Regions from separate parts of the Homo sapiens genome. Here region 2 is linked to region 1. A link is a loop called in an ENCODE intact Hi-C map of the cell type or tissue named here. Cell type or tissue: heart right ventricle. All regions are shown on one strand. Links, peaks and the distances in the headings refer to the core of each region. The heading gives the core; the rest is flanking DNA. Region 1 overlaps PDE7B (phosphodiesterase 7B). Region 2 holds the start of LOC105378012 (a long non-coding RNA gene).

What was found. A loop is a pair of places that touch in the nucleus more often than their neighbours do. Peaks named below come from ENCODE experiments on the same cell type or tissue, not always from the same donor. Only the 100,000 strongest peaks of a DNase experiment are listed, where the experiment ranks them.
Region 2: it touches region 1 in a loop (2.1-fold over the local background); 1 of 110 quality-filtered maps calls a loop at or near these places.

The regions. Positions count from the first base shown.
Region 1 is chr6:135,907,956-135,911,955 of GRCh38, reverse strand. The region is part of intron 1 of PDE7B (phosphodiesterase 7B); the gene reads right to left. Among named protein-coding and RNA genes, the nearest start is that of PDE7B, 58 kb to the right of the region's middle. In heart right ventricle, for the core only: a CTCF peak has its summit at 1,975 (motif pointing right); a DNase peak (open chromatin) is centred at 2,066.
Region 2 is chr6:135,804,254-135,820,965 of GRCh38, reverse strand. It overlaps LOC105378012 (a long non-coding RNA gene), which reads left to right and starts at 14,795. Exons shown (of 3, transcript XR_943034.3): 1 at 14,795-16,338. LOC101928326 (a long non-coding RNA gene) reads left to right here and starts at 11,109. Exons shown (of 2, transcript XR_245604.4): 1 at 11,109-13,105; 2 at 13,648-13,821. In heart right ventricle, for the core only: no CTCF peak of the experiment used is centred there; a DNase peak (open chromatin) is centred at 8,606; H3K27ac peaks cover 2,361 bases.

The DNA.
Region 1 (4,000 bases), core at 1-4,000:
GCCACTTGTCCTGCCATTCAATATAAATATTATGTATACTACAAATGCAAGGCACATATATGAAATTTAAAAATTTCTAGCAGCTAAATATTTCTAGTAGTCAAAAATATTATACAATTTTTCATGAGATATTTTACTTTTTTTGTACTAGCTCTTTGAAGTCTTGTAGTACATCTCAATTCAGAGCTTCACAGCAAGAGCTCAAAATCTACAAGAGACTTGTAGTTACCATATTGGATAGTGCAGATTTGGACTTTTGTGGTTTTCTGCATAGGTTCACAGTGCCTGGCCCCTAATAATTAGACCATGTCTTCTCATACACAGCAAACACAAAAACACATAGATAGCATGGTGAAAAATCATATTCAAACACAGACTTAGGAAACTGACATAATAAAACAGCAGAATGTTTCTGGGTCAACTCAAGGATTTGCATCTAAAGTCTACCATAAACTTTTGTAAATTGTTTATATCACGTTGGTTTAAAAGTTTGTTCAAAGATGGACAAACTATTTGTTGAGTGTTGAGAAAATCCTATCCTTGGTTATAGAAAAAGAGGACTTCAGTTTCCCCTGGGGAGAAGAAATATATGATGTGTGGTGGCCAAGGTCATCCAGTTGGTCACTGAAGAAAATTCACCAACCATCCAAAATAAGGGCAGTTAGGGTTTGCTTATATTTTTCCCTGAACAGCTGTGGGTGTGGAGATTTAATGGATCACCTAGAATTTTCCTGCCACAGCTAATGATTCATAGGGACAGCTTATGAGTTAATTAGAGCTCTCCCAGCCTTCTTGTAAATAAAGACTATGTTTAATGAGATGTTCATTGTAATTACTGAATCCCTTTTTATAGCCAAATGTTTTTGCTTTTTAATTCTTACATTTTAAATATTTTTCCTCCTGTGAAAGATTTATGTACACAGGGTAGAGCCTTGTGTTATCAACTGCATAATTACTGCCCCACCAATCTGTTTTTTAAACTCCTTCTTAGTCATGCTTCTGAGACCAGAATGTAGGTTAATCATGCAGAATGATGGTCAGATATTTTCTAAGAATATGGGGTTACTCTTGGGGAAATTTTCATTAATATTCTCATAAAATAATCTCCTTGGCTGTGTCGAGATAATGCAATAAAAAAAGTTTAAAAATTGCCAGGGGTTAGATGCGGGGGCAGGGGGTGGTGAAGGTAGTGGGTGGAGCCGGGGTTGTGGGAGGGATGAGTGGCTGGAACACAGAAGATTTTTAGGGCAGTGAAAATACTCCATATGGCACTATAAAGAAGGATTGATATCATTATACATTTTTCCAAACTCATAGAATGTACAACACCAAAAGTGAACCCTAAGGGACTCTATGGACTTAGGATGATAATGATGTGTCATTGTAGATGCATCAACTGTAGCAAACTTTGGTGGGGGATGTGGATAATGGAGGAGGCTATGCCTGTGTGGGGGCAAGTGGCTTATGGGGAATATATCTTCCTCCAAATTTTGCTGTGAACCTAAAACTTCTGTAAAAAAGAAAGTCTTTAAAAGTGAAAAACAAAACAAAACAAAAAACAAACAATTAGTGAGTAGTTACTTGTATAACCTCGGTGTTACTGACAGTTCTAAAGTGCTGACTGTGATACTGGCTTCTAGAGGAGTGGGACCTGTGGATACCAAGATTGTCCCAACACCATCTAAGCACAGATATTGGTAAGTGAGGAGTTGGATCCCCCTTGGATGTTGTAGTGGGTAAGCTTTGAGGTTCATACTCTTTGAGTTTCACACCCTCCCTGGTGAACTTAGCTGTGTTCACAAATGACTGTATATTGGTAACAGCTATATCGCATGTCAGACATCATTCCTAAATTTCAAACTCATATTTCAAGTGTCCTTATTGGATATCCTCACCTATTCCCACAGACACTACAAAAGCAATACACCTGTCAGGATTTTAGGTAGCAAGCAACAGGAACAGTCTCTTGCAAATGTAAGCAGTAGAGGGCGCCATTACAAGACTAGCTGGCTCATAGTGCTGGAGAATTAGATGTGAGCTCTTCAGCCTAGAGCTAGTCCCAAGATCACACCTGCGTTTGCCGAGGATCCGAGTCTACGGCTGCTGACCTTGCAATGCTGTACCTTGCACTTTTGTCTCCACCAGCACTGGGCTCTGGGCCCCACCCTATCACCAGGCCACTTTTGCGTAGACACTTTGATCTTCCCGCAGCAACTCCAGAAAGCAGTTAAAAATTCTACTTGGTGAAATATAAAATAAAATTAAAAATATAAAAATAACATATATGATTATTATGAACTATCATACAAAGAGAATATTTATTTATTTATTTATTATTTATTTATTTGTGGAGACAGGGTCTCATTCTGTGGCCCAGGCTGGAGTGCAGTGGCATGATCTCGGCTCACTGCAACCTCCACATTCCCAGTTCAAGCAATTCTCGTGCCTCAGCCTCTGGAGAAGCTGGGATTATAGGCGCACACCACCACTCCCAGCTAATTTTTGTAGTTTTGGAGTTTCGCCACATTGGCCAGGCTGGTCTCAAACTCTTGGCCTCAAGTGATACGTCCACCTCGGCCTCCCATAGTGCTGGGATTATAGGAAGAATATATAACTATTAATGCACAATTTAAAGAATGATCAGAGAGTACCCATGTTCCCATCTTCAGGGCACGAAAGAAGATATGACAGCACCACACCTCTGAGATCCCTTCTGTTTCTCTACACACTCGCATTCCTCTTCATCTATCCAGAGGAAATGACCACTCCGAATTTTTTTTTCTTTTTAAAATTTCACAGTAATTTAACAACAATTTTACATGCCCCACAACAATTCAAAACACAAAGTCATTTATATTAAAAGTTAAGGAACATAACTGAATTCTCAAATATTGTCATAACTAACATAAGATCCAAAGTTCACTTTGATAACTTAATGCTTTAACTAACAAAATCCACTTATCTTGATCATGCATAGATTAGTTTATAATAATTGAAAAAGGCAAATATTTCTAGGTACTGGAGATACCAGGTAAACTTGTGGTAAATTCTCTGTGATTTCGTTCATACTATAACAGACTTTTCTACTTGATGCTGGTGTTTTTTTGACCATTCAGAAATTTATCTTATTCTCTTTCTTTTCTTTCTCACTAGACCCACCTACATAGGTATTCCCCAAGCAGCATATTATTGTATGTTGCCTGAACTTTTTGCAAATGGGAACAAATTGGATACTTGTGCTTCCTTCTTTCAAACTTAGATTTTCAAGTTTCCTCCATTTTGAGATATAGCTCTATTTTATTCATTTTGCCTGTGGTATTGTACTCTAATGTGTGAATATAATACAATGTACTTATCCTTTCCCCTCTTGGTAGACATTTCAGTTGCTTCCAGTGTTTCATTTTTGTTTTTTTTAACATATTCTTATAAATATTTTTATACAGATACATGTAAATGTTTCTTTAGGTAAATATCTAGGAGTAAACTTACTGAATTGTAAAATAGGTGATGACAATAGTTTCTAAGGAAATTGGACCAATTTACACTCCTAAAAGCAGATGATAGGCCGGGTGCGGTGTCTCACGCCTGTAATCCCAGCTCTTTAGGAGGCCAAAGTGGGAGGATCACCTGAGGTTGGGATACGAGACCAGCCTGACCGATATGGAGAAACCCCGGTCTCTCCTAAAAAAAAAATACAAAATTAGTCGGGCGTGGTGGCACATGCCTGTAATCCCAGCAGCTCAGGAGGTTGAGGCAGGAGAATTGCTTGAACCCAGGAGGTGTAGGTTGCAGTGAGCCAAGATCACACCACTGCAGTTCAGCCTGGGCGACAAGAGCAAAACTCCGTCTCAAGAAAAAAAAAAAAAAGCAGTTGACAAACCTTCTTGTTTCTTCATAATACTCCACAAAATATTATCTAACTTTCAAATTTCTGCCAATTTGGTAAATATGAAATAATATCTCCTAAGAACTTAATTTTGCATTCCTGAGATTTTCAGTT
Region 2 (16,712 bases), core at 6,638-10,637, 98 kb after region 1:
ATGACTTGCTCAATACATCTTAATCTAGCACACTATATCATTCCTTAACCTTAAAATTGTTTTTTAAATTAACATCCCAAATATATATCCTGTTATATGTTCTGTGAAGAAAGCTGCATATATATAATATTTTTTCAGTAGCGTCCTCTTGGATTAATTCACCAAAACATACCATCTAGTTGAACAAAATTCCTTAGGAAGTGTAACCAAGCGTACTTGGTTGAAATGAAGAGGAAATTTATGAAACTATCTTAGAATGAAAAAAAAATAGACATCAGAAAACTGTTGCCTTTTTAAAGCATCATTTCCCCCCCGTAATCCAAAATTCCTTTTCTGCTTTCTGCTCCACAATCCCATGGGCCACTGAGCGGCCGGCAGGAGCCATAATCACGGGCAGCACAAGCCAGACACAGGGTCAGGACAAATGTGAGGCCGGCACCAGCCAATGGAGGGGCTGGACCCTCTCCTGGGAGGAGCTGCCCTCCGCAGTGAAGATCAGCAGAGACTTGGCATGAAGGCCAGATCCTTGTGAGAGAAGTGGATGTCAAGGAAAAAGCTCAAAGGGACATGGAAATAGAAACCTTTGCTGCCATTGCTTTTTATTTAAATAGTAAATACTCAAAAAATTGAAAACAAAACAAACAAAAAACAAAATATCCCCCCCAAAAAAGACAAACCACCACTAACAGACATACATGGTGGAAAGTCCAGGATGACCTGTATCTTAGGTCAAATTATTCTTTTAAAAGGGTTTTATGTAAATAAAGTAATAATGAAAATGCTTAGCTTGATAGTACTAGACACACATGGTTTATGATAGAACAGACAGAGTGAAGTTGTGTAGGAGTTAAATACAACAAAACTTGACCACCACTGAGTTGAAATAACCAAGTAGAAGGGTTGGGCATGGTTTGGGGGTACAGAGAATAGTACTCCAGGGTCCACTCACCCCCAAACCTAGTTGCAAAACCTACTATTAGTGGCAAGTGACAGGGGCAGGGATGGTCAGGAGAAATGTGAGGACTTTTCCCTCAACAGCATATTGGCTACTAATGTTATGTAATTTCCTTTTACTGACCACAGAATTGCTGGTCATTAGAGCTTTTAGGCGCTACGCATTGTTGTTATCATGTGTTACCATACACAATAGAATTTACCACAAATGTGGCAATGGAACTTTAAAAAGCAAAATCCTAGGCAAATACTATGATTTGTGGAGCAATAGTTCAACAGGAGGAAGATGTGTGACTTTCTATGGGAATCTGCAGGAAGTGTGGGATCATCATGATGATTAAGGGTATTTAAAATGTACCTTTGAGTAGAGAAATTCAAAATAAAGAAAAATAAATTAAAATACCGTGGCACGGCACTCTAGCCTGAGGGACAGAGCAAGACTCCATCTCAGAAACTACAACAAAAAATACCATATACAAACATTTTAAATCATTTCACGTAAAAGTACTTATGTACCAATACTTTTGTTTTCTCCTTGCAACTCTGGGTACATGTGTGAATTATGTGAAAGTTTCATTTCATATTCACTGTATCTTCTTTCTCCCTTCACTCTAAATATCCAGGTTATATGAACTGCATCCTCCTCTTCTCAACACATGGATTAAATAAAACTTCCCTTCCAAAAAGGGATCTGAAAGTTAAACCACACTAGGGTGTGATTGACAACAATCTTGATAGTTCACTTTTCAAAATATTGGCAAGTTAAGTTTCAGAAGGCTTAAATCAAAAGATTGATTCAAAAATGCTATGAAGCAAAGAATTCTTGGATAATTTCTCCTGAATCTCTGGATACAGTCCTTGTTGGCTTCTCCTCGCTGCCTCAGGTATCACCATGACAGCATAATTTCCCATTTTTCCATATTAAAATACCAATATGCTTGGGAGAGAACATTTAGTTTGCCTTATTAGCTAATAAAACACCATTTGAATATATATGATCCTTTCCTGTCTGAAAATTAATCAAAAATGGATCTGTTAGGAAACAAGATGGTGACATAAGCTTAAGGGGGAGAGAAGTTCATTTCTTGAGATTATTATACACCAAACACATGCTCTATGTGCGCAGTGCAATGTTATTTAATCTTCTTAAGGGGCATGATGTAAGCAGTTCTTCCATTTTATAAATGAGAACATTGAGGTTCAGGGAGGTAAATTTAATTGTTGAAGCTTACAAGTGACTGAGACTCAACCAAAAGATACATGGATGCAGAGGTCTTGCTATTTTTAGGGAAATCTGAAGGCTGCAAACATAAGTGCCCCACTTGGACTCTGGCAAAGCTGGCCCCGCCACCTGCTCTGAAGACTGGACAAGGAGCAGATCTCAATTTCTGGCTCCCAGCAAGTATTTTCTCCACTAGACCACACAGAAGGCTCCAATGCAACAGTCAGGACCAGGGTTTGGTTCTTTTGCCCAGCAGCCTAAGCTAATCTCCATGAGTCAAGCCAGACCTTTCATTCTGGTTTGGGACAACCAGGGCTAAGAGTCAACCTGCATGGTGCCTCTTGTGGAAATAGTAGGGGAAAGAAAGTATCCGGAATTTGGTTCTCTGTTCCAACATCCTTTTTAAAGTGCCAATTAATCCTTCAAGGGAGTTGTCTTTACATGTGGTGTTGAGGCATGGGGGTGTGATGCACTTGTGTGAGGCACAGACTCACATAGACAGTAAGTCCCCACCAGCCATGAGCTCACAGTCCTGTGTTGGGGGTTTTCTGAACCACCTCAGCATGGCACTTTGGCATGCTGAGTGCTTTAAACCGAAGGACATTGGAAGGGTCTCAGAATCAAAGTCTGTCTCTGACTTTCTCCTGCCTTTCTTTTTCCTGTTCCCCAAGGCAGGCCATAGAAACTAGAATTCCTCTTTCCCAAGGTGGGTCATAGAAACTAGAAATATTGCTCTAAACTTTCTGTGTAGGAGCTGGCCACAAGGAAGCCATCTGACCTACCTTGCTTGAAAGCAGGTCATAAGACCCTCATTCCAGAGGGGTCCTGCTGCATACCCAGGAGAAAGAAATACCACACAAAGAGGCCAAGAAGAATCTGAACAGTCAGGCCTTGCTGGGTTTCCCCTGCAACCTATCACCATTAGATCACAACCTTTGGTCCAATCACATTTCTACATGGCTGTCCATTCTTCATTGATCCTAAGCAAAAAAATAGACAGTTTTCCCTGGGTCTTTAGGTCTTCATTTCTGAAGCCTCCCATGTCATATAAAACTTTGATTAAAGAAATGTGTTATGCTTTTCTCATGTTAACCTGTTTTTTGTTATAGGAGTGTTGGCTGTGACCCTTATGATGGGATGAAAAGGTACCACGCTTTTTCCATCCCCAAACCTGGAAAGAACTGTAGTTGGTGAGACCAGAAAATCTCACAAAAAGCAGGGAGAGGGAGGATTAAGGCTGAAACATTTTAAATAAGCCATTGTGCATCAATTAAAATAAGTGAAAGTCTAGAAAATATCCATTTTTCATTTGTGGGTGTGACAAATCTAGTCCAAAATGTATTCCCATGAATCAATTTCTTCAATCCATCTATTATTACCAAACAATTTAATCATGTTCAGTTTTTATGAAGTACAAATGAAAGGCAAACAAGAGATTGTCCTAAACAAGACAGTTCTCATAATTGTCTTTGAAGCCAACACTTTATCCCAGTTAAGATGACATTGGGGTCCCAGATGACTGTTACTTAAGGGATGATTTTCTCTCTAACTCTGCATTCTGAGGAATTCTACATAAATTTCCATTACTTTAAAGAATCTGTACTTCTATTATCCTTGTGACTCAAAGGAAACTGACAGACCAGGATGATACCATTGCCATTTTTTTCCCCAGTGGGATCTTATATTGCTCCTATCAATTTATGTAAGCCTGCAATATTTTACATATACTAACGATTCTGTGTTACATTTGCGTAGATGTTCTTTCACAATTTGTTACCTTTAACACTGGTAATTTTAATGTAATCAATGTTTTAATGTTTTAGTAATATTTCCAATGATTTCTGAGTTAAAATCCTACCCAAAGATAAGCTAAATATTTATCTATATATAGATATAGATAAATTTATAAATTATTTTCTGTAATGTGTGTGTGTGTGTGTGTGTGTGTGTATGTGTATGTTTAGCATTTCACTCTTAAATAGAATTGGAATTTATTTTTTGGTTAAAGTGATGATATAAAGTAATTTTTTTAAACAAATAATTAACAATTGTTTAAACACTGTTTACTGAATGATTAACTCACCTTTCACATTGTGATGCCAATTTTTATCATATCACTGTATATGATAAGATTTGTTTCTGGGTTATGAGGACTAAGCTCTGATTTTTTTATGTTACCCAAATTCCTACCTAAGGGGTCTAGGGAGTCATGCCCTACAAACCATAAGTTCTCATCAGATGGATTTCATTTGACCCTATATTTTGTGACTTTTCAATCTGATTCTGGCATAACATTATAAGATGAGGAAAAAATATTTAACCACAAAATATATTTCCTTGCCATATCTTGAAATTGCCCTGCAAAGTCCCTTGTGGGAAAAAACCACATTCTGTAGAGAATCCCTTTTCCCCTTTGTTTTCCTTCCTTTCTTTCCAGATCCAGAAGACAATCAGCTAAGAGCCAGGCATCCTTTTAAGTCTGGTAAGAAACAATTTACAACCTGTTCTTTCTGAAGTCTGCTATCTGAGAGCTTCCTCTGCACAATAAAACTTGGTCTCTGCAATCCTTTATTTTTAACGTGAACATTCATTTCTATCCATCCCAAGTCTTAGACAAGCTCAACCAATTGTCAACCAGAAAATGTTTAAATTTACCTGTAGCCTGAAAGCCTCCCACTTTGAGTTGTCCCACCTTTCTGGACCAAACCAATGTATTTCTTAAATGTATTTGATTGGTGTCACATGCCTTCCTAAAATATATAAAACCAAGCTGTACCCCAGCCACCTTGGATGCATGTTCTCAGGACCTCCTGAGGGCTGTGTCATGGGCCATCGTCACTCATATTTGGCTCAGAATAAATCTCTTCAAATATTGTACGGAGTTTAACTCTTTTCATCAACAGTTACATATTTTTCCCACTGGTTTTTCTGAATCTTCTTATATATTAATTCAAAATATGAAGTATTATTAAGTATAAAAAGCCATGTTAACCTTTATTACTTGTTTCCTGGGTTTTATGGTTTTTTTCTCCATAAAAATAAAAATTTGCTTTGCGTATTACTTGATTTTTTCATGCAACACCTAAAAACAATATATATTCAATACAATATTAAGAATATATAACATTTGTTTAGAGTTTGTATATGCCGGGCACCATTCAAAGTGTAAACCAAAAATAAAATTCTGAGCCCCCCAACCTACTAACTGAATGGACCCCATCCTCTCAGTCAAAGGGATTTCGGAGAAATCTAAAAAACTAGTTCTGACCATGATGGGAAGGAGGTTTGAATGTGCCTTGTTATACTCTCCTTCCTTTGGAATTCAGGCACCATCGACTCACATTAACATTAAAACAGAGATCTTAAGACTGAGGAAACAGACTCTTTGTAGCAATAAGATACCAATTTCCAACCTGACTCTAGTATAGCATCACGTGACAGATGGCAGTCCCTGAAAGAAATCAAAGTATTTTACCCCAAAATATATTTCTTTGACATATTTTGAAACGGCCCTGCAAAGCTATCTCTTGTGGGAAGAATTTACACTTTGTAGAGAATCCCCTTCCCTTTCCAGGTCTTTTCCTGATCCTTGAGTGATTTAATTAAGAGTTTGGCACATTTTAAGATCTGATAAGATACATTTACCATGATCACTGTCTTTGAAGCTTGCTACCTGGAGGCTTCATCTATATAACAAGAACCTTGACTTCCATAGCCCCCCTTGTCTTAACCCCAAGCATTTCTTTCTGCTGACTTTAACTCTTTAGATTAGGAGTGTCCAATCATTTGGCTTCCCTGGGCCACACTGGAAGAATTGTCTTGGGCCACACATAAAATACACTAACACCAACCATAGCTGATGAGCTTAAAAAAAAAAAATTACAAAAAAATTTCATAATGTTTTAAGTGTATAAATTTGTATTGGGCCGCATTAAAAGCTGTCCTGGGCTGCATGTGGCCTGCAGGCTGCAGGTTGGACAAGCTTGCTTTAGATAACCTAACTCTTTCAACAAATTGCCAATCAGGAAATCTTTGAATTTACCTATGACCTGGAAGTCACACTCCCCGGCCCCCCTCGATGTCCTGCCTTTCCAGGCCGAACCAATGTGAATCTTATATGTATTATGTTTTTGCCTGTAATTTCTGTCTCCCTAAAGTGTATACAATCAAGCTGTAACCCAACCACCTTGGGCACATATTCTCAGGAATTCCTGAGGCTGTGTCACAGATCATGGTCCTCACATTTGGCTCAGAATAAATATCTTCAAATATTTTATAGAGTTTGGCTTTTTTGGTCAACGAAAATGTCTTATATCAACTTGGCTGGATCATGGTGCCCATATATGTAATCACATTATTCTGGTTGTTACTTTGAGGGTGTTTTTGAGATTAACATTTAAATTGGTGGACTGTGAGCAAAATAAATTGCCCTCCATAATTATTCAATCAGTTGAAGGCCTTAACAGAACAAAAGATTAACCTTCCCTGGAGCAAGAGATAATTCTGCCAGCAAATGACCTTTGGACTTGAGCTGCAACACTGGCTTTTCCCTGGGTCTCCAGGCGCCAGTCCGCCCTGCAGATTTTGGACTGGCCAGCCTCCGTAACGTGTGCCAATTCCTTAACATAAATCTCTGTGTGTGTGTGTGTGTGTTTGTGTGTGTGTATCTCTGTCACACACACACATATATAGAACATATCCAATATTTTATATATATGTTTTTTTCCCTCTAGACAACCATGACATACATAAGGTTAAGTAATTTGCTCATCACAACATCCCCAAGGGGAAGGTATACAATTATCATTTTTATTTTACAGGTGAGGACACTGAAGTCCAGAAAACTTAAATAGCTTGTCCAAGGTCATTCAACCAGTACATGACAGGATGAGGATTCAAACTCATAGCCCACAATTTGAACAATACAAATATACTTTTTAAGATCAATGAAACAGACTTTTAAAAATCCTAGGATAATAAAATTGTAATTCCTCATTTTCTTTAACACTTTTTTCATGGAGATCAAAATATTTTAGAGCAAACATTGTCAAACAAGCCCTTGACAAGCAAGCACTAAGAAGTCATTTGCCCTTCTCACTCTCATTTCCTTATGAGTAGAGTTTTTCCATAGCTATATGAAATATTGAGAGCAGCAGGAGGCAGCCAAATGCCTAAGCATGTAGGGGCGGGTCCCCAGCGAAATCCCACGTCCAAGCCAAAGACAGTTTAAAGCCTGAAAGCCAAGCTACAAGTTAACTCCTCGAACCAGATTGAGAACCCGCTTTCCTGTTTGGTGTGCTTTCCTCTGATTGATCTCCACCCTTCACCCATTTTACACATACCTACCCTTTCCTAATTGATTTTCTACAATGTCGTGCCCACCTTTGAGTGGCATCTTTGCTTTGACCTTTTTTGCATACTCACAAACCAGTCAGCACACACTCCCTATTCTGAGCCCTTAAAAAGCCCTGGGCTCGGTTATATTGAGAACTCTCCTGCCTTTGGATAGGGGGACCATCCCCGTCCCCTTCCTGAAAAAGCTGTTTCATCACTCAATAAAATTTCCTGCCTTGCTCACTCTAAGAGTGCCCAGGTGCCTACTTCTTCCTGGTCATGAGACAAGAACCCAGACCTAGCTGAGCTAAGGAGCAAGAAATCCGGCATCAATATGACGACATCATTGCACTGATGTTAACAGGTAGTATGTTTGTTTTTGTTAATTTTAAATGAATTAGTAAATAAATTTTTAAAAACTCTCAGGTTTAACTTTTAATACAATAAATACATATTGATATTATTTACATGAACAAAAGCCCTTTGGGGTCCTAAGTAATGTATGAATTTTAAAGGGATACTGAGACCAAGAAGTTTGAGAATTGTTTTAGAGGCATTACAAAACTTAGGACATTTTTGTGAAATAAATACTGTTATTAATTTAGCAGATGCATTTTCACAGTTTTTATAGAATTCTTTAAATCTTCTCATACTCAAATCTGGATAAGTGAGGGAAAAAAACTTAAGCTTAAAACTAATCTTCAGTAATATCCTGGATGCTATTATATTTTTCAGCTTTTAATGTTTTTACTTGGCCATCATCAGAATAATTTTGGGCCCTGAGTCTATAGTGCAGTCATATTTTTCTTTCCCGATTTTATCCGACACCAACTGGATAAACGTTATATTCTTAAAATGGTGAATAAAAGACTAACAAAACATTTTGCTGACTTTCTCAAATGTTAAATATCAGGCATTTGTGAGAGGGCCCACTAAAAATGTATGTGGTGGAGAAAGATCTGCCTGCAGGCGCCTGGGCACACAGTGACTCTGCACTTTCTGGTCCAGTTTCCTGTGGCTGCCTAGGGCAGTCCACATCCCCTGGGCATTCTCCCAAGGGTGGGGCAGCAGCCATCACAACCTAATACCACTTTCGTAAGTAGTTTGAAGGGGCAGCAGCAAAGCTCAGGCAGAATGAATTGAGCCTGACCGTCCTCAGATCATTATCCTGAAGATGTGGCCTGGCTTAGCTCCAGTGCAGACAATAGGAGGGTGTTCAGAAAGCTCATCTTCCCCTCCATATTTGGCAAATGTGTGTTCTCTCAGTCCGCTAGGGAATATGCAGCAGCAAGCCACTATCTCAGTGTTATCAGATGAGTCAATGAGATGGAAAAGAGGAATCCCGGACTGATTCCTCTCTCTCACCACTGTTTCTGAAGAGTCTTGTTCTAACAAAATCAATAAGACCAACATTCCTTATGTCCCTATGGAACACTGCAGTTTACAAAATACACTCACTTTCATGATCCCTCAAGGACACTGTGAAGTAGCCCAGGTAGGTACTGTCATCCTTATTTTAAAGATCAGAAAACTGAGAATCCAAAGTGTCGAGCAATTGACTCGAGGTCACAGGGAGCATGACCCTCACCAGGCCTGGAGGCCAGCTTGTGTTTTCAGTCCCACATCAGGCCTCTGACTCTGCAGAGGGCACACACAGAACGCTTCCTCATTATACATGATTATTATTTAACCTCAGGGATGTTTTTGCACAATGCTATTTTAAGGAAGGTAGAGACAAAAAGAAGAAAGTGAAGGCTGAAAGGAAGAGAAAACATATTAGGGGAAATGCTCATTTTTTAATAGAATTCATGAGAACATTGTCAACTCCCAGAGATTAAAAAAAAGAATACTGGATATGCACCAAAGTCATCACTGGAAATAGTATGAAAACACCTGTTGACACCAGTTTTCTTTATAAGTGGCAGTGGTCAAAATGGATCAGGGTGCTGCGGAGATCCCAAGTTTGGGAGGGGGGTCCTTCAGCATTCATCAGAGTGCTCTCTGCAAGTCTGTGAACGTGCAGAGGCAGGAGCCTGGGGTCCAGAGCTCCTGCTGAACCCAGAATGGCCTTTCAGTAGGATGTGCTAGAGTCTCTTTAGCCATTAATTACTTTTACAGCTGCTGCTCTAAAAACAGAAGGGATAAAAATTGCACTGTTTGTTCCATTGAAAGTGCAAAAAGGGATAGCCAAAAGAAATCCATGGACTCTGCCTTGCAAATGAACCAAATAAACTTTCCCTTTAATGTGTTTCTGCTTATCTGAAAATCACTTATAAGAGAGGAGTAACAAAATAACAAGGTGGCAACATTTTTTTAAAACTTCAAAACCATGAATGAGGTTATAAGTAAAGTACTGATGGCCCAGTGAGTGTGAAGTTAATAAGCCTGTCACCCCTGCATGCTGTCTAGTCTTGGGTATCTGGGATATTCTTTTTACCCAGGCATGTGACCGTGCTTCTGTCTTGGTGGAAGAGAGCTTATAACAGAAATTAAAATAACTTTATTAACAAAATTAAAATATATTCATCTTCACTTTATTTTGTGGGTTGAGACTTGTATTTGCTACATGCATATGGACTTGCGCATCTACTCTGAACACCACTACGGTTCTGCACAGTGATCTTTGTTAGTTATTTCTACCTTAGTTCCCATTCTCTATCACTTAGTTTCTGTTTCTTCACTTACCAGCACTAACTTTTTACAGCCGCAGTTTCAAGGCAAATCTCTCCTTCTTCCCTCTGAGGGGCATTCATTTGTATAACCATTGCCGCTTCCAATTACTCCACTGAGTAAGTGCCACTTAAGATTCTCATCAGCCTGTTGTTACCATTATTCCAGTGCAGTAGCAACCATGAATGCCAGATTTGAAAAACATATTTGAAACTAGGAAAAACATAGTGGAAAAAATTAAATGTGATACCTACTCTTTCAGTAATTCCCTCGTGTGTGTTTTTCAAATGAAGAGTTGATTAATGATAATATGAAAAACACTCCTGAAGCCAGCGTATCAATTACTGTCTTTAAATTAATGAGCCCTAGGTACTTTTCTTTCTGATTGACATAGCCCCTTTTAAAAATTTCCGTCTCTTTAATTGAGCATAAAACTATAATTGTTTTTTACAGTCTCTTTATGGGGTGTGCCATAATACACTGACATTCTGTACAGGAGTTTATACCTTGAAACAATTATATGTTTATATCCTGGATAAAAAATTAAGTTATTGAATATGATTCAAGATTTTCTAAATCATACCAAATTCTTCTTCACAGGAAATATGTCATATCCATGTTTTAGTGTAGTGTGTGGTAACAGTCTTTGGATCACGTGTCACATAAATAGTACCACGGTAGCATTTGTATTTGACAAGTAAGTTATAGCTATAAATAAGCCATTATATGGAGGAGAATATCAAACTTTTCTTTACTTCTTTACCCAATTAGCAGATTTTAAGAAAGGAATTTAGAATTCATTATCATACCTTTATCAGTAGTGATGAAGGGTGTGGGCTCTGGAGGAGAGAATCAGGGGAGTAAATATTAGCCTTGCGACTTTTGGCTTGTAGAGAGGAAAAACTTTTCCTATGCCCTCTTATCTTCTGTAGTTGGGGCCTGTGAATTAAATTAATAGAAGACAGATTAACAGAAGAAAAGCATGCAAAATTTACTGGATGTTAATCTTTGTACATGTACATGGGCTTTGAAGAAACAGAAGGAAACAGCCCAAAGAAGTGACTAGACTTGGCCTTATACACCATTTTAACAAAGAGTGATAAATTATGGAGAAGTGACTACACAAAAGAAAGGGGCTTGGCTTTCTAGGAGTGGCAAATTGTGGGAAGGTAAATATATGGGGGAAATTAACTGCTAGATAAAGGTTATGTAGTAAGGTTTGTCTATACAGACTTATTTAGGTGCTGTCTCCATTTCCAGTGGTACAGTTTGTTATCCCTTTCCTGATATGGAAGGTGGGGAAATACTTTCACAAGAAAGCTTTATGCCCTATGTTTAGGCAGATAGGGGAGGGAAAAGAGCTCTTCTTGTGTCTGCTTTTTCTCAATTGCCTTCAACTTAAAATAATTATTATGCCAAAGTGGCATATTTTGGCGTGACATATTCTAATCCCCTTCAGATGTTATGACTGTCAGCAAGTTCTTATACTCCTCCAAGCCTCAGCCTCCTCCTGGGCAAATGAAGACAATAATGGTATCTATTTCTTAGGGTTGTTATGGGCATTCAATAGATAATACATATGAGCAGCTCAGCACAGAAGTAGGTACATAATAAGTGTTCAATAAAGGAGAGCTATCATTCTTATTTTTATCTCCAGAATCCGTTTTTTGCTTTCACCTATAGAGATATAGACAGTACATGCATACCAACTCTGCCCATTAATTAGCATATATATATATATGTATTTAAGAAGTGGAGGAATGAGAAAAAACAATATCAGGATCATTTAGTCTTAAGCGTAAAGTGTTAAGGAGGATTTAAACAGCAATGTTTAAGCTGAAGATAAAAAAGGGAGGAGGTTTAAATTAAGGAATAAAAATATTTAGGTTCAGATTAAATAATTTATCAGATACAACTCCTTAGTTATGGGTGTGTGTATGTAATTAGATCTCCTCATCATCTACTCTTAAAACCAGACTTATCGCTTTTACTCTCCACTCCAATCACCCACCAGGTCATGCTGATGTTAACTGGCTCATGCCCATCACTTCTTTTTAGTTCCCAATGTTACCTCCTAGGCTGAGTTTTCATCTTGTTAAACCTAGATTAATGTAATACCTTCTAAACAGTCTCTTAATCTTTTAATATCTTCCTTATTCTATTCAATCCTGTGTTCTGCCAACCAATTACTATTCCTCAAAAACCACTTTGTTTAATCTCTCTGAATTCCGACTGCCTACATAGTAAGATTCTAATTCTTTGGTTTAGCTTTCAAGATTCTATTCAATCCAACTTTAACCTACCTTTTTTGTTCCATTCCTCTCCCCTCCCCATCCACTCTAGTTAGAGGGATGTGGACTAGAATGGGAATAAGGACGCAGACTCCAGAGCAGACTGCCTGCATGAACTCCAGGTCCCCACCAGCCAGTTCTAAACTAAAAGTTCAGATATTCTGAACCATGGAACAAACATGATGTGGCCTGCTGAAGTAGAAATGTGGACTTTTGGGATGTGAGACCGAAATCACTCATAGATAAGGGTCCTTCCTAAATCTACAGAGTGGGCAACAAACCTAATTCACTTGTTAAAATAATCATTGAGATGGAAATTGCAAACGTTCTGACTCTGGAGAGACAGAGGGTGACTGGCAGGCAAAGGAGAAATCTCAGGCTTCAGTAATGAGAATTTTTCATGAGTCGCCTAATCAAGCTCATGAGACCTGGAGAGTCTATGAGGAAAGGGTTCAGTGATAGAGAAAGCCGGAGATGATGAGGCTGGGAGAGTAAGCTTCTCTTACCATTGTTCTCTATTCTCCCTACTCCCATATTCTTCCAGTGGGACAAAGTGCCCCAAAGTATAAGTCAGTGTGTCCCAAGGGGTCTGGAGTTTAGGTACCTGAACATGGAAGAGGGCCTTGCTAAACTGGTGAGTATCAGAGTTGGGTGGGTGCTAGTGTCACAGGTGTGACAAGTCATCCAGGTTGGATTTGGGCATCAGTCAGAGGACACGGAGGAAAACAGAGAGTTTGGATAGGCTCCCACACCTGTGGGAGATCAGCTCCCCACTATTTCCTTGAAGCCCAAGACGTCATTAATTCCTAGCTTTTTGTGGCTCCAAAGCAATTTGCCCATGCACTGGCTTTCTGAATGGTGTTTGGACTATCACCTACGCAGAATCTTCCATTTTTCCTGGATGATATTTATCCTCATGTTTTTATGTCACCAAATGTTCTTTGGAATAATAACTGTAACATTTTTTGAGTGCCTGCTATATTCTAGAGCCTTTAAAATCTTTATATTCACCATCAGCCCTGCTTTATTAATATAGAAACTAAGCCTATGTAGGTTAAGTGGTACAGCCAGGACCCTAACCCAAGTCCGTCTGTGTCCAGAGCACAAATTATTGTAGCTTTCTTCATAAAAATCTGTAAATTTCTCATCTCTCTCTCTTTCTCTTTTAACCCACAGGTTTGACCTTTCTCTCATCCCCAGCAAAGTTCTGAATGCGGGTTCTGACTCTGAGCTGAAGGCATACTTCATGAAGTTTCCTGCTGCCCTTTCACTACACAGCTGGACTTGGAGGCAAACTTGGAGATAAAAATATAGTTCCCGTGCTATCCCTTATAAAGATTTAAGAGAAAGTATAGAAAGAAAGGCAAAGCTAATTACTCAATATGCATCCGTTAGTTTTAATGCAATAAAAGAGTCAGTCCCATAATATAGCAAAGGTTACACTTAAAACTTAAATGCAAGATATTAGAAAGTACTTCATAAGAAATTAATGCTGTACTATTAGGGCCTTTAAACCAAGCAGTCAATGCATCAACAAATCTTTATAGGGAAACTATTATGTGGCAGACAAGGTTAGGTGGCTGCAATATGTCTGCCTTTGTTGATGAGTTTCATCTTTCCTATTGAGCGGCCTATAAACATGGCAGCATTCCTATGTCCAGTTTACCTATTATAAAATCTTAAATGAATTATGTTAAAAATCATGCTAGCAGTACCAATGAATTTTTTAGAGACAATGCTTTATTGGATTCATTTCTTTTTTTCCAACTATTTTGTCTGGAAAGATGGGATTTTTAAAATGTATAATGACATTTTGGCTAATAATTATAGTTTAGAACTTCATTCTTTCCGTCAAGAACTGTTATTTGAGTGCTGGATCAAATGGCTTTTCTACAGATCTCGTTCCTTCAGATCTACGTAACTAAAGCTCTGTTTAAAAAACAAACAAAAATTCACATGCTAGTGCTGTTACAGAAGTTTTATCAGACTGGCAGTCCAAGTGGTTAAAATTCCTTGTAACGGGTATCAGTTTGAAAAGATTCTTGACTGGGTGTAGTGACTTATGGCTGTAATTCCAGTGCTTTTGAAGGCCAAGGCAGGAGGCTTGCTTGAGGCCAGGAGTTTAAGACCAGCCTGGGCAACATAAGTAGACCCTGTACTTGCAAAAAAAAAAAAAAAATTAATAAATAAATTAACCAGGAGTGCTAATGTGTGCCTGTAATCCTAGCTACTTGGGAGACTGAGGCAGGAAGATTGCTTGAGCCCAGGAGTTTGAGGCTGCAGTGAGCTGTGATTGCACCACTACACTGCAGCCTAGGTGACAGAGTGAGACCCTGTCTCTAATACATAAATAAATAAAAACAAAGATTCTTAATACCCTTTACCTTTTTCATTAGGAAATATTTTATTAGGAAATTTATTAGGAAATATTTCATTAGTGAAGGAAAGTCTCACTTTTTAAACTTGACTTTGACCAACACTCTGTTCTCATGACTTATGTCCCTTTAATACCTAAATCATTTGCCTAGCTAATTGGGCCTGCACCAGTGTGTACTGTTAGATCCCATGGAACGTTGACCTGACAGGTGTTCTATTTGTCAGGCAGGGCTTTCCTTGGCTTCCCTTTTATCATTTCTTCTTCCTGCTTCTTCAAGAGACTTATGACTCTCTGTCATAAGCTCTCAGTTATAGAACAGAGCTATACATAAAACGTGCATATACACAAATGGGTAAGGAGTATACCTGCACTAAATAATTCTTTCTCTCTGAAACTCAATAACAACTGGCCTCTTGTCTGAAAAACATCAGGACTCTTGCACTAAAGACCAGGCAGCCATCCAGCTGTGCCCAGTTGCTATTTTTTGGTATCCATTCTAAGAAGTTATCATTTTCATGAGAATGAAAATGTTGTACCACAGAAATTTTAACTTTGGAAAGCAACTCTTTGGAGTTCTAATTTCTCGTAGGGCAATATTTTTCAGGCTTGTTGGGTTTCTGTGTTTGAACATCTGAGTTCTCACTTTTAGAGGCTTGTGCTTCCTAGCACTCTATCCTATTACACCTATGCCAGGACTTGGTAGCTAAAGTATAAGCTGAAATAATTATGTCGTTAATTCATGCTAAAACCTGTCTTACTCCATTTAGCAAGTTTTATTTTGATATATCCATACAATCACTTCAAATCACTACTTCATTTTGGCAATGCTAAATTGTTTATACAACGCTACTGTTCATGCTCATCCTGCAGAACAGCTAGTGAAGTATGTCTGTAACCATATGGCTTGTTGTTATCATATCATTATACCTCATTTAATAACAGTTCCTAATATATTGGGTATTGCATAGAAGACACTCAAATTTTTTTTTTGTAAGTAAGTACTGTTAACAAGGCAAGCTTCTGTCAGTAGGTTACGCTAATATTCAATTTGTATCATATTTAGATAACATCTTGAATGTGTAATTATTTCTATTTGACTCAATGGCCTCGGTTGCTGATGAGAACCCAAGCTTTGAGAATCAGAGATTGGTTCTTTCTTACTAAGTAAAACAATGCATTATTTATTTTAGAGTTAATCCAAACTGACATTTTTATGACTGCTATGGACAAAATGTTTGTATCTCCCCAAAATTCATATGTTGAAGCCCTAATCCCCTGTGTGGTTGTTTGGAGATGAGACCTCTAAGGAAGAAATTAAGGTTAAGCGAGGTCATAATGGTGACAGGCTCTCATCAAACAGGATTAGTGTCCTTATAAAAAGGGACATCAGAGACCACTGTACTGGCACATTCTCCATGTCCAGCCCCTAAACCAATCCTGCTCACAACTTGATCTTGGACTTCCAGACTCTGAAAGTCCAGCAAAGACAAGTGAGCATTTATAGACAAGAAGCAAGTTGGGGCAGTGGATGGAAAATTACTAAGAGGAAACATGAGGAGTAAGAAGGGATTCTGGTTAAATCAGCTTAACAGGATTCTTGCTGAAGTCAGGGCAGAGTAATCAGATATCATCTGGGAGGTGGTGGGAGATAAGGAATTTGGTCAAATATTGACAATGATCAGATATGAAGGGTGAGAGATTCTGGTTAAACAAATTTGACAGAATTTTTGCTAAAATTGGGCAATGCAAAAACAGACATGGAAACCCACAGTTCAGGGCCTCGGATTGTCTCTCACAGGGTTGCAAAAATAATCTGCTATGTTTTCTTCAAGAGGTTTTAGAATTTTATCTTTTACATTCAGGA